Linked DNA regions of Homo sapiens: region 1 is linked to region 2. A link is an interaction called in ENCODE POLR2A ChIA-PET data of the cell type or tissue named here. Cell type or tissue: B cell. All regions are shown on one strand. Links, peaks and the distances in the headings refer to the core of each region. The heading gives the core; the rest is flanking DNA.

Evidence for each region. Peaks named below come from ENCODE experiments on the same cell type or tissue, not always from the same donor. Only the 100,000 strongest peaks of a DNase experiment are listed, where the experiment ranks them.
Region 1: POLR2A ChIA-PET joins it to region 2 with 6 read pairs; 4 of 35 experiments call an interaction of 5 or more read pairs at or near these places.

What each region holds. Positions count from the first base shown.
Region 1 is chr4:2,909,162-2,918,857 of GRCh38, reverse strand. ADD1 (adducin 1) reads right to left here. Exons shown (of 16, transcript NM_001354761.2): 13 at 9,427-9,519; 14 at 3,818-3,974. Among named protein-coding and RNA genes, the nearest start is that of SLC75A1, 21 kb to the left of the region's middle. RefSeq lists an enhancer at 4,102-4,171. In B cell, for the core only: no CTCF peak of the experiment used is centred there; a DNase peak (open chromatin) is centred at 8,226; H3K27ac peaks cover 2,122 bases.
Region 2 is chr4:2,795,719-2,805,414 of GRCh38, reverse strand. All of the region lies in intron 1 of SH3BP2 (SH3 domain binding protein 2), which reads right to left. Among named protein-coding and RNA genes, the nearest start is that of SH3BP2, 7.5 kb to the right of the region's middle. RefSeq lists enhancers at 4,116-4,165, 6,570-6,909. In B cell, for the core only: no CTCF peak of the experiment used is centred there; DNase peaks (open chromatin) are centred at 4,014, 6,504, 6,674, 7,184 and 2 weaker places; H3K4me3 peaks cover 4,068 bases; H3K27ac peaks cover 6,619 bases.

The DNA of each region.
Region 1 (9,696 bases), core at 781-8,780, 110 kb before region 2:
AAAAAAAACCAAATAACAAAAAAACCATATGCAAATCAATAAACGTAATCCATCGTATAAATAGAACCAATGACAAAAACCACATGATTATCTCAATAGACGCAGAAAAAGCCTTCAATAAAATTCAACACCCCTTCATGCTAAAAACTCTCAATAAACTAGGTATTGATGGAATGTATCTCAAAATAATAAGAGCTATTTATGACAAACCCACAGCCAATATCATACTGAATGGGCAAAGGCTGGAAGCATTCCCTTTGAAAACTGGCACAAGACAAGGATGCCCTCTCTCACCACTCGTATTCAACATACTATTAGAAGTTCTGGCCACGGCAATCAGGCAAGAGAAAAAAATATAGTGTATTCAAATAGGAAGAGAGGAAGTCAAATTGTCTCTGTTTTCAGATGACATGATTGTATATTTGGAAAACCCCATCATCTCAGCCCAAAATCTCCTTAAGCTGATAAGCAACTTCAGCAAAGTCTCAAGATACAAAATCAACTGCAAAAATCACAAGCATTCCTACACACCAATAATTGACAAAGAGTCAAATCATGAGTGAACTCCCATTCACAATTGCTACAAAGAGAATAAAATACCTGGGAATACAACTTACAAGGGATGTGAAAGACCTCTTCGAGGAGAACTACAAACCACTGCTCAGCGAAATAGGACACAAACAAATAGAAAAACATTCCATGCTCATGGATACAAAGAATCAGTATTGTGAAAACGGCCATACTGCCCAAAGTAATTTATAGATTCAATGCTATGCCCATCAAGCTACCACTGACTTTCTTCACAGAATTAGAAAAAACTACTTCAAATTTCATATGGAACCAAAAAAGAGCCCGTATGGCCAAGACAATCCTAAGCAAAAAGAACAAAGCTGTAGGCATCACACTACCTGACTTCAAACTATACTACAAGGCTACAGTAACCAAAACAGCACGGTACTGGTACCAAAACAGATATAGAGACCAACGGAACAGAACAGAGGCCTCAGAAATAATGCCAGACATCTACAACCATCTGATCTTTGACAAACTGGACAAAAACAAGGAATGGGAAAAGGATTCCCTATTTAATAAATGGTGTTAGGAAAACTGGATAGCCATATGCATAAAACTGAAACTGGACCCCTTCCTTACACCTCATACAAAAATTAACTCAAGAGGGGTTAAACATAAGACCTAAAACCATAAAAATCCTAGAAGAAAACCTAGGCAATACCATTCAGGACATAGGCATGGGCAAAGACTTCATGACTAAAACACCAAAAGCAATGGCAACAAAAGCCAAAACTGACAAATGGGATCTAATTAAACTAAAGAGCTTCTGCACACCAGAAGAAACTATCATCAGAATGAAAAGGGAATCTACAGAATGGGAGAAAATTTTTGCAATCTATCCATCTGACAAAGGGCTCATATCCACGATCTACAAGGAACTTAAACAAGTTTACAAGAAAAAAACAATGCCATCAAAAAGCAGACGAAGGATATAAACAGACACTTCTCAAAAGAAGACATTTATGTAGCCAACAAACATGAAAAAAAAGCTCATCATCACTGGTCATTAGAGAAATGCAAATCAAAACCACAATGAGATACCATCTCACACCAGTTACAGTGGCGATCATTAAAAAGCGAGGAAACAACAGAAGCTGGAGAGGATGTGGAGAAATAGGAACACTTTTACACTGTTGGTGGGAGTGTAAATTAGTTCAACCATTGTGGAAGGCAGTGTGGCGATTCCTCAAGAATCTAAAACCAGAAATACCATTTGACCCAGCAATCCCGTTACTGGGTATATAACCAAAGGATTATAAACATTCTATGATAAAGACACATGCACACATATGTGTACTGCACCACTATGCACAATACGAAAGAGTTGGAAACAACTCAAATGCCCAGCAATGATAGACTGGACAAAGAAAATGTGGCACATATACACCATGGAATACTATGCAATCATAAAAAAGGATGAGTTCATGTCCTTTGCAGGGATATGGATGAAGCTGGAAACCATCATTCTCAGCAAACTAACACAGGAACAGAAAACCAAACACTGCATGTTCTCACTCATAAGTGGGGATTGAACAATTAGAACACATGGACACAGGGAAGGGGACATCACACACCAGGGCCTGTCAGGGGTGTGGGGCTAGGGGAAGGATAGCATCAGGAGAAATACCTAATGTAGATGATGGGTGCCACCCATACATGTGCCACCACCACGGCACGTGTATACCTATGTAACAAACCTGCACGTTCTGTACATGTATCCCAAAACTTAAAGTATAATTAATTTAAAAAAAAGAGAGAGAGAGACAAAAGTCTCTTAAAAATAATATTCAGGGCCGGGCGCAGTGGCTCACACCTGTAATGACAGCACTTTGGGAGGCCAAGGCGGGCGGATCACGAGTTCAAGACATTGAGACCGTCCTGGCCAACATGGTGAAACCCCATCTCTACTAAAAATACAAAAATTAGCTGGGCATGGTGGTGCATGCCTGTAGTCCCAGCTACTCGGGAGGCTGAGGCAGGAGAATTGCTTGAACCCAGGAGGCGGAGATTGCAGTGAGCTGAGATCGTGCCACTGCACTCCAGCCTGGCGACAGAGCAAGACTTCATCTCAAAAATAATAATAATAATAATAATAATAATAATAATAATAATAATAATAATATGCATGCTGGCTTTCCCACTAACTGATCCAAATTAGTGAATTCTTTTGTGAATGTCTGGTCACTCCATGTGGACAGAAACCTCCCTGGGAGAAGGACCAATGCCCTCCAGCCCAGAGTTCTGTGGGTTGCCCCTCGGTCCTGCTGTCTCCTCTCATCACAGCTGCTGGATGGGACCACGGCAGGACATCTTCGGGGTCAGCCTCGTTTTGGCAGAGGGGCCCCGGTGTGTCTTAGTATGGCGCGCAGACTCTTGTGAGTGGCCACCACTAGTCCTCCACATCGTCATTTACACACGTCTCCCTCCTAGCCAGGGCCACTCACAAGTGTGCCTAACTTTGCAATTTCTTTTTTTTTGAGATGCCCAGGCTAGAGTGCAATGGCACGATCTCGGCTCACCGCAACCTCCGCCCCCCGGGTTCAAGCGATTCTCCTGACTCAGCCTTCCCGAGTAGCTGGGATTACAGGCATGCGCCACTACACCTGGCTAATTTTGTATTTGTATGTATTTATGTATTTATTTTGAGACAGAGTCTCACTCTGTCGCCCAGGCTGGAGTGCCGTGGTGCAATCTCGGCTCACTGAAAGCCCTGCCTTCCACGTTCACGCCATTCTCCTGCCTCAGCCTCCCAAGTAGCTGGGACTACAGGTGCCTGCCACCACATCCGGCTAATTTTTTTTCTATTTTCCTAGAGACGGCGTTTCATCGTATTAGCCAGGATGGTCTCGATCTCCTGACCTCGTGATCCGCCCGCCTCGGCCTCCCAAAGTGCTGGGATTATAGGCGTGAGCCACCATGCCCAGCCTAATTTTGTATTTTTGGTAGAGATGGGGTTTCTCCATGTTGGTCAGGTTGGTCTCGAACTCCCGACCTCAGGTCATCCGCCCTCCTTGGCCTCCCAAAGTGCTGGATTAAAGGCATGAACCACTGTGCCCGGCCAGCAATTTCTTCCATTCTGGCCTGAGTGACTAGGTTGGAAATGAGTACTGGATAAAGTTCTGGTTTGTCTTTGATGCATGTGACTATTCTTATCACCACCCACAGCCAGCACCTGGACCACAAAGAAGCTCCCAGAGCACTTTCACCTTCTGGAGTGGCCGTGCCCAGGACCACAAGCACTCACCTTCAGAGCCCTTCTGCTTCCTCTCCACCTCCCTGCGGTACTCCTCCAGCTCACGGTCTGTGAGTGTGGTGAAGGGGTTGGGGCCCGTGGTGCTCACAATGACGTGGGGCTGGTACTCCTTTTCAATGATGGCCTTGGAGGCCGTCACCAGCTCTCCCTGTGGATGAAAGGCACATCTGGTCTGCAGGAGCCCGGCCCGATGGGGACTCTCCCTCCTCCCAGGCAGGCTGCAGGCAGGGCGGGGGCAGGAGGCTTTCCAGGAGCAGAGACCCCTGAGACTGCACTGCCATGGGCCCGAGGCCTAGGCTGAGCTGCAGCCTTCAGTGGTATATAATGGAAACACAGGTCAGTGCCACGATGAACAGATATTAACCACAAAAGAAATCCTACAGAGCCTTCCAGGTTTCAGAAGCAAAAGCCCAATGCAGACCCAAGAGCACAGAGCACCTCAGGGAGGGTGCCCACTCCTCACTGTGGAGCAGAAGGGGAAGAGGCCCTTTCCTGTTACTGTTTAAAAGTCAGTAAGTTTTCCTCATGACATCAGAAACTGTCACGAGGTACAGCACTCAGCGTAAGGCATGCTCAGAGCTTTGCTCATATTCTAAGAGCACAGGTAAGTTCTGTTCTTTTGACTGTGGTTAGTTTGTAACTAGTTCCTGGAGCTTATCCCAAAACATTCCGAGATGACAACATGCCCCAAGACACCAGTGTTTAGCTGAGGAATTTGGAAAACTCTGAAAATTTGTACCAAAGAAAAAAAGAAGAAAGCGAAGCACCAAGGCGGCTCACAGACCACACCAATCTTAAAGCAGGAGGTGGAGCCTGCAGGCCAGCACAGTGGGCTGGGTGGGCATCAGGGGGTGCGGTCCACTCACAGCCACCTGCCCCAGCACAGCGCTGTGCCCACAGTGCAGCCTGATTGGGTCAGGGGCAGGAAAATGTCCCCTAATTCCCTGGAGCTCACTTCTTTTTTTTTTTTTTTGAGACGGAGTCTCGCACTGTCACCCAGGCTGGAGTGTAGTGGCGCAATCTCGGCTCGCTGCAAGCTCCACCTCCCAGGTTCACTCCATTCTCCTGCCTCAGCCTCCCGAGTAGCTGGGACTACAGGCGCCCGCCACCACGCCCGGCTACCCTGGAGCTCACTTCTAAGACAGTTATCCAGCACTTACACACATGCACATGACTGACAGCTTCCAAAACCAAATAGAAACAGGAGAAACCACAATTCTTTGGATGCCAGGCCTGGTCCTTCAGTGCTGCTCTCAGTGCGGAGTGAACACCAGAGATGGAGAGCGTCCTAGCTGGGCTGACTCGGGAAATTCAACTCACACAGGCCGACCGCTCCTCAAGCAGAGACAGGGGAACTTGGACTGACTGGGATGGGCTGAGGGGTTACCACCTAGCATGCTGCGTACCCAGTGCTGACCAGTGACACAGAGCTCCGAGAGGGACAGATGGGCTGCTGGAACAGGCAACCTTTGCCCGGGAGCCTGGAGACTCTCGACAGTCAACAAGTCAAAGGGAACCCTCTTCTGAACCAGGTCTGACTCGAGGCCCATTGGCTTTTCGTTAAGAAGTTGCCCTGCCTCACCAAGACAGGAAGCTGAGTCCTGTCTGCCATGTCTTAGCGCTGTGGCCCGAGCCAAGTCTTTCCCTGACCAGAGGCCTGCCTCACTATCTGAAGGAGGAGCTGCTGGGCTGGCCACTGCTAAGAGCCCTCACATGATGGCACTCTAGAGATGGTATCCCAGCAACAGCAGTTTGGCTGGCTGCACCTGCATCCTGATATCACTGCCAATGAAATGAGAAGGTGATACAAGAGAAATGCTTAAGTTCATTTAAATCAAGTGGTTAAAATTAGTAAAGGAATCAAATATCAAGAATCAACTATCAGGCCAGGCATGGTGGCTCACACCTGTAATCCCAGCACTTTGGGAAGCTGAGGCGGGTGGATCACCTGAGGTCAGGAGTTCAAGACCACCCTGGCCAACACAGCGAAAACCTGTCTCTACTAAAAATACAAAAAAAATTAACCAGGCGTGGTAGTGGGCATCTGTAATCCCAGGTACTCGGGAAGCTGAGGCAAAGGAATCACCTGAACGTGGGAGGCGGAGGTTGAGGTGAGCCGAGATTGCGCCACTGCACTCCAACCTGGGCAACAGAGCAAGACTCCGTCTCAAACAAAACAAACAAACAAACAAAGAATAAACTATCAGCCAGGCACCACAGCTCATGCTTATAATCCCAGCACTTTGGGAGGCCAAGGCAGAAGGATTGCTTGAGCCCAGGAGTTCGAGACCAGCCTGGGCAACATAGTGAGACCTTGTCTCTACAAAAAATTTAAAAATTAGCCAAGCATGGTGGCATGCACCTGTAGTCCCAGCTGCTGAGGAGGCTGAGGTGGGAGGATTCTTTTGGCCTGAGAGGTCGAGGCTGCAGTGAGCTGTGATTGCACTACTGCACTCCAGCATGGGCCAGAGTAAGATGCTGTCTCAAAATAAAAATAAAAATACAAATAAAAATCCATTGGCACAGAGACATCAAAACCCTTGTTCCCAATTTTGATGCCCCAAAGGACAAGCGGGGCTCTCTCATACTGAGACAGCTGAAGCCCGAGGCACAGCGCAGCAGGTCCCCAGTGGTGGAGAGCTCCCTCCTCCACAGACCACAGCTAAGGGTTAAGCTGCTGTCAAGACCAGTTATGGGAACAGAGAATCACATTCCTCTGCAAGAAAGGACACAGAGCAATGACTGAGATGCAGAGAAACATACGCCACTCATGGACAACCCAGACAAGAAACCAAGATGTGCCTAGCTTCCCCTCCTGCCACTCCCCTCACCTCCCTGTCACTTGACAAGCCTCTAAAGCAAAACACAGGCCCAGTAACTTTCCATACTTGACTGAGGCAACCTGGGTGGAACAAGAGCTCCACCCGAGGCTGTGCAACCTGCACTAGCGGCTGACCTCTCTGACCATCAGATTTTCATCTACGAGCAGGGCCAACTTGGATCTGGACTGGCATTCCCAGTGCTGGACCATGCACAGGTTAGGTGCTCAACACAGGTCACTGAGAGAGTCCAAGGGGTGAGCTTACTGCCCCTCTGCATTTCTACCACACAGCATGAAGGGTGTTGGAGAACACAGCCCCTGGTGAGGTGCACATGGGAACACAAGAGTCCTTCCCTGGGCTGAATAGCTTGCAGTGTAGACTCACATCTTCATCTCTAATCCTTCATTTCACTTGCAATTGAATCCAGAGGGCAGCCAAAATTATTTCAGGTTATGCCAGGCGCGGTGGCTCACACCCTATAATCCCAGCATTTTGGGAGGCTGAGTCAGGTGGACTGCTTGAGCTCAGGAGTTTGAGACCAGCCTGGGCAACGTGGCGGAACCCAGTCTCTACAAAAAAATACAAAAATTTAGCCAGGTGTGGTGATGTGCACCTGTAGTCCCAGCTACTCAGGAGGCTGAGATGGGAGGAGGGAGGACTGCTTGAGCCCGGGAGGCGGAGGTTGCAGTGGGCCAAGACAGCCCGACCACACTCCAGCCTGGACAACAGAGTGAGACCCTGTCTCAAAAAAAAAAAAAAAATATATATATATATATATGTATTTCAGGTTACATGTTATGCTGCCCAAAACAAAGTCAACACAGCCTTCGGCTGGGCTGCGAACTCCTGTTTGAACTGTGATTACTGTTCCTTCTTCTATCAGAAGGCAACACTTGCACTGTGGGAATGGCCATCACCAGTGAGGGAGAAATGGAAGGCAAAGGAAAGTCCTTTCCAGAAAAGCCCCAGCTCCCTAAGTCCCAAATACCCATTCTTCAGGTTCTCAGATGGGAAGCAGGCATCCACGCACTCGCCTCACTGGGGAGGGGAGTGTGTGGGACACAGTCGTCCTTGCTTGGTCAAGGAAAAACTCAACTTCTCAACATGCAGCTCCATGTTCCAAAAGGAGCAAGACTGTCTGTGCTTTGAGGTTCACATGAAAGGAAGTGGAACAATTGCCCAGTAAAGGACTCCCATGGAGCCAAAGCACATTCTCACCAAAAAGAGGGATATTTTAGCCAGAGTGGGATAAAGATCAAGGGTGCAAAAGTAAACTTCAGATATAAGGAGGTAGAGAAAACACAAAGGTGGAACAAGGATTTCTGTCCAGGTGGTCAAGCTCTCTTCCTCTGGGGTCAGCGTACAGTGGTATTCTCTGCTAATGACACCTGGATGCAGCACTCGCAGTGAGCATGGTGTTCAGAAGGTACGGACCCTACCTCTATCGTTCAGGAAGCCCCCAGGTGACAGTGACACACACCCACATCTGAATATCACTGGGACAGAGCACACAAAGCTGTAACTGGTGGTTGAACACGGCGACCCAGGCTGCTTTCTGGAGAGCCCTAACAAGGTCCTCAGTGCTGCCCTCACGTGGGCTCTACACAGGAGGCCAGCTGGGCTCATGGCCTGCACAGCCCTCACACACCTGAGAGAAAGAATAACTGACAAGACCGCAACAAAGTGCCAAAAGATGAAAAACAAGCAACAGGCAGAGTCATCTTTCTCCCCTGCTCTGAGAAGCTCTTCCAAGAATGGCAGCTGGAAGGATGCTCTAAGCACAGGGAAAAACAGGACCTGTGGAATTAATAAGTAAATATGCAAAATAATGTTATTAGCAGGGATTACAGACAGGAATACAGAATCTTTGCTATAAACCTGCTTCTATGTGGGAACTGGAACACCACTAAAGTGACACATGCATCTCAATGAAGGTGTGACAAGTGAAAGAGACAGTTCTGGAAATTTCCTTTGACAAGAATATAAACATACCTCTCAGCTAAGACTCTTCAACCATGCGGTCAGCCCCTTTCTGCGTGGCACCAACTCCTGCACACTAGCAGCCTAGATTCTTAGGGAGGATTTCCTTCTACGTGGGTGGGTTCAGACAGATCTTCCACCTACTCCACATACTAGATGCCCGCACACAGAGGGAATCACAGTGAGGGGTTTCAGACTCTCCTAAGTCTTTCTCCTCTGTGGCATTTAAAAATGTTATTTAGGGTTTTTTTTTTTTTTTTTGAGGTACAAATAAATACATTTTATCAAGGGCTGACAAAGACTGTCTGAATTCCCATTCCTCTGAAATGACATCTTTCAATGATATGACCTCTAGTGGCTACATTCATGACATTTACAGTCAAAGTTGAACCAGCGAGGGTGGAAGGGCACTCGGGAGTGGCCGCTGCCAACAGCAACAGACTGCCCAGAAGAGGCTGTCTGCAGTCAGAGTCATGGAAAAGGCAAATTCTGAAACCCAAAACACGCACTGACCAAAGTCCCGTGCGGAACTGCAGAAATGCACCACGTTGCTCAGACTGGCCATTTCTCAGTAACAACTTCGAATGCTGGAAATTGTTATCACACCTCATAGCAAATGTTTTAATTAAAGAATCAAGTAGGTAGAACAGAACCTTCTGTACAATCTCACAAACAGGTTAAAGATCCATTTGAAGCTACTTCAGTAACTAAGACAATGCCTGAAGAGAGGAGACGGGGAGGGGGGAGGGGAGGGGAGCAAGGCGCATAGACAGGTAGTGAGGACAGGGCAGTGAGTACCTTTCTAAAAGAGAGAGATTTAGCGGGACTAAAGGTCTGCTCTGTAAGCTCGAGCCCTTCGATAGTTTCCGTACAGTCAGAGAGAGGTGCATCCTGAAACAGTAAACTGAGTCACCAGAGCACACCAGGCCCAGCCTGTGAAATATCAGCTGAGAGCACAGGATGGAGCTGGCTAAGAGCATGCAGCAGGGACAGCTGTCAACAGTAAGTGTGGCAGTGATGATGGCAGGACGTGCAGACACTGAACACGAAACCAGGACCACGGCTGGA
Region 2 (9,696 bases), core at 462-8,461:
CCACTTCTTCCATCTCGGGGGACCCCTGGCTGCAGGAGGGGGGCACTCCAGGGGCTCTGCACCCACCAAGCGCAGCCTGGGCCTCCAGGGTGACCTCCCGGCCCCAGCATCCTCATCGATAGGCAAGGGCAGCAGCAGTCACTGAGCAGATCAGCTGTGGCCGGGACACCCCACGCCCACACCAGCCTGGCTGCTGACCCTCCGGGCCCAGGGGGTGTGCTTAGGTAGGAAATCTGCCGGGCACCTTCCTCATCTAGAGGAAGCAGAAGCAGAGGGCTCCCGCCAACCAGACCCTCCTGGGATGCGTGGGACGCCTGGGCCACGGGCACAGTGGGTGTGAAGGTTGGGGGTGCTTCCCTGCCCACAGTCACCTCTTGTGATAGGAGGGCTAGGCTGCTGGACCAAGGGAGGGGCAGGGAGCCCCCAAGGAAATGTCCACTGTGTTCTGAGTGCGCCAGCTCTGTGCCCGCTCCATCGCCAACTGCTCGTTTTGTTCTCCCGATTAGGACCTCGAGGCTGAGTGAGCTGCAACGCTTGGCTACCCAGCCAGCGTGGCTAGTGTCACCCAGAGCCTGGGGCCACCTGGCCCACCCCTACAACACAACCTGAGGGTGCCCTGAAAGCCTTATGGCCCTGGCAGGGCCCCTACCAGGCATTTCCTGCTGAGCCTGGCTCTGGGGTGGGTAAGAAGGAGAGGAGAAACCCCAGGCCCACTCTCAGAAGGAAGCCCACCAACCTTAAGGACAGTGGGGGTGGGCCCTGGCCTCTGTGGAGGGGGCAGGGCTCTGGGTAGGAGGCCAGGGGACACAGGGTGGGCCACGCCATGTGGGGTACAGGGAGGAAGCTACCGCAGGGCCCAGCTCAGCAGGACAGGAAGGCCTGGGGAAGCAGGGGCTCCAGCCCACCCTTGAGGAGTTAGGAGCTGCTTCTGTTTTAAACTGATCCCAAGAGCCCCTGGGGAGGCTGGTTGGGAAGCTCTCCCAGGCCACAGCCCCCTTTTGGGTCCCGCTCAATGCTGCTGGTTCCCTTGAAGAAAGAGTGGTCTGGTGCTCACCCTAGAGAAAACTCGGGCAAAGAAGCAGAGCTCCAGTCCTCAGTTTCCCCAGGAGTAACTGGGGCAGTCCCGGAGCTGCTGGACCCAGGACTTAGTGCTGAGGCTGCACAGAGGGCGGGGTCCACGCATCCGCAGAGACTCGGATGAGGAACAGGAGCAGGCGGTGCCGGGACAGAAGGAGACCCCCAGAGAGTTGCAGTGGAACCCACCAGGCAGCTGAGGAAACCGAGAGCAGGAAACCGAGGCCAGGGAATGGTGGAAGGTAGCCCACCTATTCAGTGGGCTCGGCTGGAGTCATGGTGAGGCTGGTCAGCCGGACCCTGTCTCTCTTGCACAGTGTCACTCCACTCGGCCTGAAGTCTCATGGTATCGGGCACAGGGGAGGCACTCAGGCACAGCACCTACAGGCAAACGCCACACCCTGCACCCGGGATCCAAGCTACTGTCACCCTCTGTCTGGGCTCCCAATCTGTTAGGGAGGCAGCCACCTCTGACTCACATCCTTGTGACATCTGTTCCACCCAGACACGTTGACACATCCGCCAGCGTCCTGGGAGCAATCTTCCACATGAGTTAGCCAAGCATGGGATTACATAGAGTCAGACAGAGCATAGCTTGTGCAAAGGCCCTGGGGTTGCAGGTAAGAGAAGGCACCCACCTTCTGACATGAGAGACAGAGGTGGGTCTTAGTTAGAACTGCCAGTCCAGGCCACATGCCCAGGTGAGGCAGACAGCATCTCAGACCTTCCCTGGGATGAGCTCCTGGGCACCATTCACGCCTGGGCTCCAGTCCCAGCCTTGGTCCCTTAAGCTGGAGACTAGGGGCAAGTCACTTCACTCCCTGAGCCTTGCTCCGTCCTCCCCCTCCACGCTTATTAGCAACAGGACTCTGAGGACCAAACCAGACAGCTCCCAAGCACTCTGCCATAGGCACTTGGCCCAGCACTGGGTCCCTAGGCCCTGGAAGTGGACAGCACCCTGCTTATCCCGGATCCCAGCACCAGGGCGAGATAACAAGGGAACAGAGTGGAGATGCCGAGGCCCTGGGGCTCCTGCTGGGGTGGCATGCAGTAGGGGCGCCAGTCAGAGAAACCCAGCCCCACTGCTCCCACCCAGAGCCAACGGCAGAGGTCAGGAGCCACCACGATGGGCACCCTGTGTAGGCAGCTGTGTAAGCCCTACAGGGTGGGCCTTGGGACCGTATAGCAGTAAGTGGCCTGAGAGCCCTGCGCCGCCTGTCCCTTTCACTCATCACCGTGGTACTTTTCGTACCGTGGCGGTCTTGGCGGCCTCCCTTGGACCGCACAAAACCATGCAGCTCCTGCACACACCTCGGGCTCAGCCCAGGCACTTTACGGCGTTTTATCTGGACAAGCTCCTGGGTCAGGGCAAAGGACGCTGGGGCCCAGGCGTGGCCCCCATCATGGCTCCTCTGTGCACCACTGAGGGTCCTTGGGCCCCTCGCTTACCCAGGAACCCTGTCACCATCTGTCAGCGGGTGCCACAGGCTGGGACCCACCAAGGCTGAGTCAGCACAACAGGGTCCCTTCCCTCTGTCCACTCATTTCAGCACTTGAGGGTTAGGTCTTTCTGCTGCCTTAATGCATTCGCTGTGATCCTTTTTCCCTAACGTTACGTGTGTGTGTGTATATAGATATACATACATACATATATACATATATATATACACACACACACACACATATACATATATATATACACACACCACATACATACACATATATACACATATATACACATATATACAAACATATATATACATATACACATATATACATATATACACATATATATACACACACACACATACATATATATATACACATATATACAAACATATATATACATATACACATATATATACACATACACATATATACACACACATATATACATACACACACACACACACACACACACACACACACACACACATATATTTTTTTGAGACAGAGTCTCACTTTGGTGCCCAGGCTAGAATGCAGTGGCACGATCTTGGCTCATTGCAACCTCTGTCTCCTTGGTTCAAGCACTTCTCCTGCCTCAGCCTCCTATAGCTGGGATTACAGGTCATACCACCACACCCAGCTAATTTGTATTTTTAGTAGAGACAGGGTTTCACTATGTTGGCCAGGCTGGTCTTGAACTCCTGACCTCAGGTGATCTGCCGGCCTCGGCCTCCCAAAGTGCTGGGATTACAAGTGTGAGCCACTGCGCCCGGCCCCTTTTTTTTTGAGATCAGGTCTCTCTGTCACCCAGGCTGGAGTGCAGTGGCACAATCTTTGCTCACTCCAACCTCTGCCTCCCAGTTTCAAGCAATTCTCACGTCTCAGCCTCCCGAGTAGCTGGGATTACAAGCATGCGCCAACATGCCTGGCTTATTTTTGTATTTTTAGTAGAGCCGGGGTTTCACCACGGTGGTCAGGCTGGTCTTGAACTCCTGACCTCAACTAATCCACCCGCCTTGGCCTCCCAAAGTGCTGGGATTACAGGCATGAGCCACCACGCCTGGCTAATATTTTTAAACTGTTTTCTAACATGGGTTTTTTTCCCGGATGTTGTTCGTTTTTACTCTCTGGGTTTATTATTCTATTCCCTTGCCTTCTGCTTCTTGTCATTTTTTATTCCTTAGTAAATTTTAGGTTGGCCTCAGGAGGTTTCCTGTCTAGGCTGGGTCTTGTCCTTGCGCTGGCTTCCTCCTGGGGCCACTCACAGGCCAGCACAGGTGGGCTCAAGGCGACAGGCCAGCCCCTCTGCTGGGGCTGCAGCAGGCATCGGGGTGGGAGAGCAGGCCACAGCCACTCCCAGGCCGGGGTCTCTGGCCGGACAGGGGAAGGGAGATGCAGGCAGGCCCAGGAGCAAGAGGGAGGCAACAGGAAGAGGTGCTGACAGAGAGGCAAAAAGAAGGAAGAAGGAGTGGGCCAGACCCCGGGTTGGGGAACCGAGAGCTGTGTGTTCCTCCTCAGCCTGGGAACCCCAGAGCCTCGGGGCCCGGGCAGGGGACAGGATGACTCATGCCCGCTGGCTCCTGTCCTCACCCTCAGCGTGGCCCAGAGGGGGCCTGGGTGACCTGAACGTTCCCAGGCCCCTCACAACGCTCCACTGTTCAGAGAGGCCCAGTGAGGACAAGGGTCTGGCGGTGGGCCCGGCCTGCCGGGAAAGGAGCCCAGCCCCCAGCCTCTGCCGCAGCCTCTCTGCACCCCTGCAGTCTGGGCCCCGGTCCTCCGCGGTCAAGACAGGCAGGGGTGGAGTCTGGATCAGGGTCTCCTCCTCTCCGCCCCCAACCATGCAACTGTCCAGCCCCCTTCCCAAGGCCAGGCCGCCCACAGCCCAGCTCCTTCCTCCCTCGGAGCCAGCCTGTCACAGCCTTTCTGCTGCAGCCTCAGCAGAGGTGGCTCTCAAAGACAGCTCCGCTCAGCCTCAGGGCTCAAGGCCACCCATGCCCTACCTCGCCGGACACCTCTCAGGCTGTTCCACGAGTTCCTCCAGCCGTTCCCCACCTGCAAACTCCCGCCTGGCCTTCTGCCCCCGGCCAGGTCACCCCAAGACACCCCCAATGCCCTTACTGCTCCCTGGGGATGGCGCTCCAGGCCAGGTCCTTCCTCAGAGGGGTGAATGGCTCTAGTTAGGGTCCCCAACCACCACAGCCCCAGACCCGTGGGAGCCGAGGCCTGAGCTCTCCTGCCTGCCCAGCCTCCCTGCACCCACCCCTGGCACGGGAGCCCGAGACAGCCTCCCCAGAGCCCCCAGGTGAAGTGCCACCTGGCCCGTCATCAGCCCGGGGGGGGGGCGGTCACAGGACAAGCACCTCCACGTACTGCTCGGGTGGCAGTAAGACTCTGGAGTCAGCAGGGCCTGTAAGCAAGCCCGCCGGTGTCTGCCCCTAGGGCCTCCTCCTGGCTGGGAAGCAGCCACGGGGCAGGCTCGGGCAGCTCAGGCAGGGGCAGGCTGCATCAGACAGGGAGGTGGCACAGCCCGGTGGACACTCTGGGGACACAGCCTCAGGAGTGACTTGGGGATGCCCTTTCCCTCCCCAGGGAGGCAGCTCTGGACCATGCCACTGTCTGCCAGAAAAGCCAGCCAAGGAGGAGGGAGACTGAGCCGGGGACAGTCAGTCCCACCAGGGCCAATGCCACCCCAATCTCAGCAGTCTGCTGCTCCCTCCCCTTTCATCCCCTGTAGCCCCTGTGCAGGGGTCACCGACCCCATCCTGGTCACGTCACCTCCTCCACTCCCACCCAGCCTTCTGCAGCCTCGACGAACCCACTTCTGTCTGTGGCAGCCCCCACCCTTTCCCCAGACCCCGCCCGAGCTCCTCATGGTCTTCTTGTGGCCACTGCTTGGAGGGCGTATGTTCGGCAGTGGTCTCCAGACCCCAGAGTAAGCTTGAAAACATAAGCCAGCCCCTGCTGGAAGCCCCACCAGGCCCTCGGGCCCCACCTCTCTAGCCCCTCTCCCTTTTCAAAACCAGGGTGTCTTTCACACAGCCTGAGCCCTCAGCCTGGCCCCTCCTCCTGCTCCCCCTCAAGGAGGCCCCCCCGGGGGGATCCGTGAGGCGCCCCTGGCATCTTTGGTGCTGCCTTTTCCCAGCTTCGTACTGGAAGGGCCAGGACCCTGCCTGCCGCAAGGGTGGCTCTGGGTAGGTCTTCGAGGGGGCCTGGGTCCCAAGTGGGTCCCCCCTGCTTCTCAGGACACCAGCCCTGGAATAGCTGTCCCCTTGATGCCAGCCGGCAGGAACCCTGGCATGGGGCAAGGCCCGCTAGATCCTCTGCAGAGGTGGGGGTTGGGGGTCCTTTCTCAATCTTCTTCCTTCCCCAGCAACTTCCTGCCCCAGAGGCAGGCACAGCCACCCCGACCACAAAACATCACCCTCCTGGTCACATCCTCAAGAAAATGGGAAGGTTGATCTCAGAGAGCCCCTGCCCCAAGTAGCAAACCTTCCTGAAGCCAGCACCCAGGACCCCAGGATGGCTCAGGGCTCAGAGGTGGCCACTGCCCCTCCCTCCACTTTACACACCCAGGGCCCCATCCCACCTCATTAGGCAGCTGCAGCCCAGGGTCTGAAGCTGAGCGAAGTCCAGTCGCGGTGAGGGTCCCGAGGGGAAGGCATTTCAGAGATTCCACCCCCAGGGTCCCGCCTGGGAGCAGCTCCTCCGGTGGGGAGGAAGGAGCCACCTGTGGGGACAGGCAGCCAGCAGGGGTACAGCAGGAACGAAGTCCTGAGGCAGGGCGGGTACGGGTGGCGGGTGGAGGCTGAGGCTGCACCCCTGAGCGCCATTAGTCCTAATCAGCCCGGAGGCCTCGATGACCTGACGCCGGCTTTGGAGTTTCCCAGGCCCCGTGCTGCGTGCAGCTCCTGGGGGGCCACTCCCACACACCCCGCCCCAGCAGCTGGATGGGCACACCCTCACCCTCACGCATCCCATGAGGCTGCACTTCCTGTCCCTGCCCTGCCCAGAGAAGGCGGAGGATGCCCAGGTCACACGGCCTGGCCTGGTGGAGCCACCTGAGCCACCCAGCACCTGTGTTCCTAGAGGTCTCAGCCTGGGAACGCCTGAGGCCACAAGAGGTGATGGCAACGGGAAGTCACTTCCCCCAGCTCGGGGGATGCACCCCCGTCATCTTCCCCTCTGCCCTGGTCAAACTCACTCTGCTGACCACTGATCTGCCTGCCAGGCCAGGCCCCAGCACTATCTGCCCAGCCATCAGCGGACCGCCTCGGGCAGCGCCAGCCACTCACCCCACTGGAAAGGGGCTTCCCTTTCTGGCCTCGAGTAGGAGGAGAGGAAGCAGCTGGGGTCAGGGAGGGGCGTTTCCGAGAGAGGAGATGAGTGCCGAGTTTCCTGGCCTGCCTCCTCTGGCTCTGAGCCTGGTCTCCATGCAGGGCTGTGTACCCCCACCTGCCACTCAGGGCTCCCAGGCCAGCTTTTCTGGATCTTTCCCCATTGCCCTCCTAATGGTGAGAAATCCGGCCTTTTGCTTGGACTTGCCTCAGGTGCCAGCTCTTTGGGACCCAAAGCCCTGGTGGCACAGGTAGGCCAGGCTAACTCCAATCTCAAGCCAACACACGTTTAGGAAGAGCAGCTACAGAGAAAGAAAGCACTTTCGTTCAGGGAGAGGACAGGGGACACCGACTCCGCTCGGCGGCTCTTCCTCACCAGGCTTTGGTCCTCCCTATCTACCGCTGCCAGGGCCACCGAGACCAGGCCCAGAAGCAGCTGGGTCCCTGCTGCCGGGTGGCAGGCAGCGGTGGCTGTCACAGCGCAGCCCGCAGGGGGAAGGGAGGAGGCTGTGATGGAAACCTGAAGAGTTTCGTGGGAGACCAAAGCACAACAGTCTGATATTATCTGATTGGAAACTCCACCAACTGGGCGGCAGCTGCCAGGCTGACTGGCACATTAGGCTCTGATGCTCAGTAGAGTTAAACACAGGTGGGGGGAGTGACAAGCCACCTTCAAAGAGCTTGGCACAGCCCGCCCGTTGCCCGCGCCACTTCCCTGCCCAGGAGTGGGAGGCTGGGAGAGCCGGCACTCCCCTCACCCTTCCTCTGGGACAGGCCCACGTGGGCACCACCAGGGCATGGGCTCTCAGACGCGACCCTGACCTTCCTGAGTTCCCAAGCAGGAGGGGCAGGCGGACAGGTCACCATGGATGGGTCAACATGCATGGTGGCCATAGACCAGGCTGGGGGCTCAGGAAGGCACCCAGCTCAGGGTGGAGTTGGGGGTGGCCAGGGAGGGTACCCTGAGCACCAAGCAGGACAGACACTTATGTCTTCAGCTGAAATTGCTTCTAAGGGAGAGAGTGGCAAGGTGGGCCAGGCAGGTGAGCTGCTACCCATGGGCACCTGCCAGCGGTCCTGCCCTCTGACCTGTGGCCTGTCTGCTCTTGCAGTGCATGCCTAGCCCAGGGCCCAGTACACAGGCACCCAGTGTTGCATGAGTGGGGCCCGGGGCTGGGCAGCAGCCTTCTGAAGGAGGTCCACCACTGCCCCAGAGGCAGAAACCAGGGTGGGTGGTAAAGGCGCACCACTGCCCCAGACTCCCAAGGCTGAGAAAAAGCCAAGGACCGCCCAGCATTCCAGGCTCCCAGAATGACCCCTGATCCCTTCCCACCTTGTCCAGGGGCAGCCAGCAGCAAGGGCCCACCCCTATGCCTAGCTCAGGACAGTGGACAGGGCTGCAGGGCATGGGGACCCAGGACCCTCAAATGCCACAGAAGAGCATCACTAGATTACAACACCCCTGGATCGAGGCTGAAGGAACTCCCCCAAACGGAGCTGCCCATTCACACAGTGTCAAGGGCAGGGAGGCCCTAGCTCGGGCCTGGGGATCTGGCCTCCCATGAGTTAGACCTACTTTCACCCCATTTCACAAGGAGGACGCTGAAGCCCTCAGACGAAGCCTGCTCTGAGCCCAGAACTCAGCTCCCCTCTGGTGCCTGAGAGAAGCTCTGTGCCGCTTCCCTCGGCCCCTGCCTCGCGGCCTCAGCCCCGTGTGCCATGGCACGCACACTGCCTTCTTGAGGCTGTTGCCTGCCAGCCTGGCTGACCCTGGGGTGGGGAGCTGGCCTCCCTCTGCAGGCTTGAGCAGACAGGCACCCTACGCCCCACCCAGCTGCCTGGAGCAGGCTCAGCAGGAGCGCAGTAAACATCTGATTCACAAGGAAGCAGAGGGCACTTCTTGGAATCAGCTCAGCTACAGGGATGGGGGTATGGATACCACGAGGGCGCTCTGCCAACCCCTCAGGGCTCCTCTGATCTCCCCAGGCAACTGCTCCAGGTGGCCGAGCCCACATTCTTCCCAGAGGCCAGCTGACAAAGATGGACCAGATGTGACCGGAATCCATGAAGAAAGGGCCAGTCACCTCAGGGCGTTGGGGCCAGCAGTTCCAGCACGATCTGTGATCGGGGGCCGGGAAACCAAGCAGGGCCTGACCACTCTCATGGCCTTGGAAGTTACAGAGCCTGGGGAGAAGAGAGAAGGTTGGGGGAGGGCACCTTTCTCCCCTCCTGGGAGCCTGCACCACCTCGAACTCCTGTCTGACCCAGGTCTCCACCCGCCCCGAACCTGGGCACGTGCTTCTCTCGCGTCACCCTTGAAGGATGAGTGTAGTCAGGGGCCCGGCACGGAACCCAAATCCAGCAGCGTGGTCCAGAGCCAGGGACTTCTGTCATCCCGTTTTGCAGATCAGGAAACTGAGGGTCAGGAAGTGCAATTCGCCTACAAGGCTCAGGTCTCCTGGCCCGTGGCTGAGGGCCAGTCCCTTGCTCTTGGCACCATCCTGTCTACCCTCCCGTGCACAGGCCAAGGGGTGGTGAGGAGGGTCCAGTGCCCCAGGGAAGGGGGCCAGCCAGTGAGCCTGAAATGCTCCCTACCACCCCCTCTGGGACTTAGGCAGCCCACACGTGGGACTGTCTCCAGCCCCTCGGTGTCCAGACAGGGCCACCAGAAGAATGCAGAGGCCTTCTGGGGAGGAGCCGCCTATCCTGGAGGAAGGATTCCAGGGTCTGCACGGCCCCTTCTCCTTGCCTCCCAGGCCCCTCCATACCCTCACCACACCTGGCATGCAAAGGCCACTCCCGTCAAACTGGTCTCCCACCCTCCCTACCGCCCGCCTTT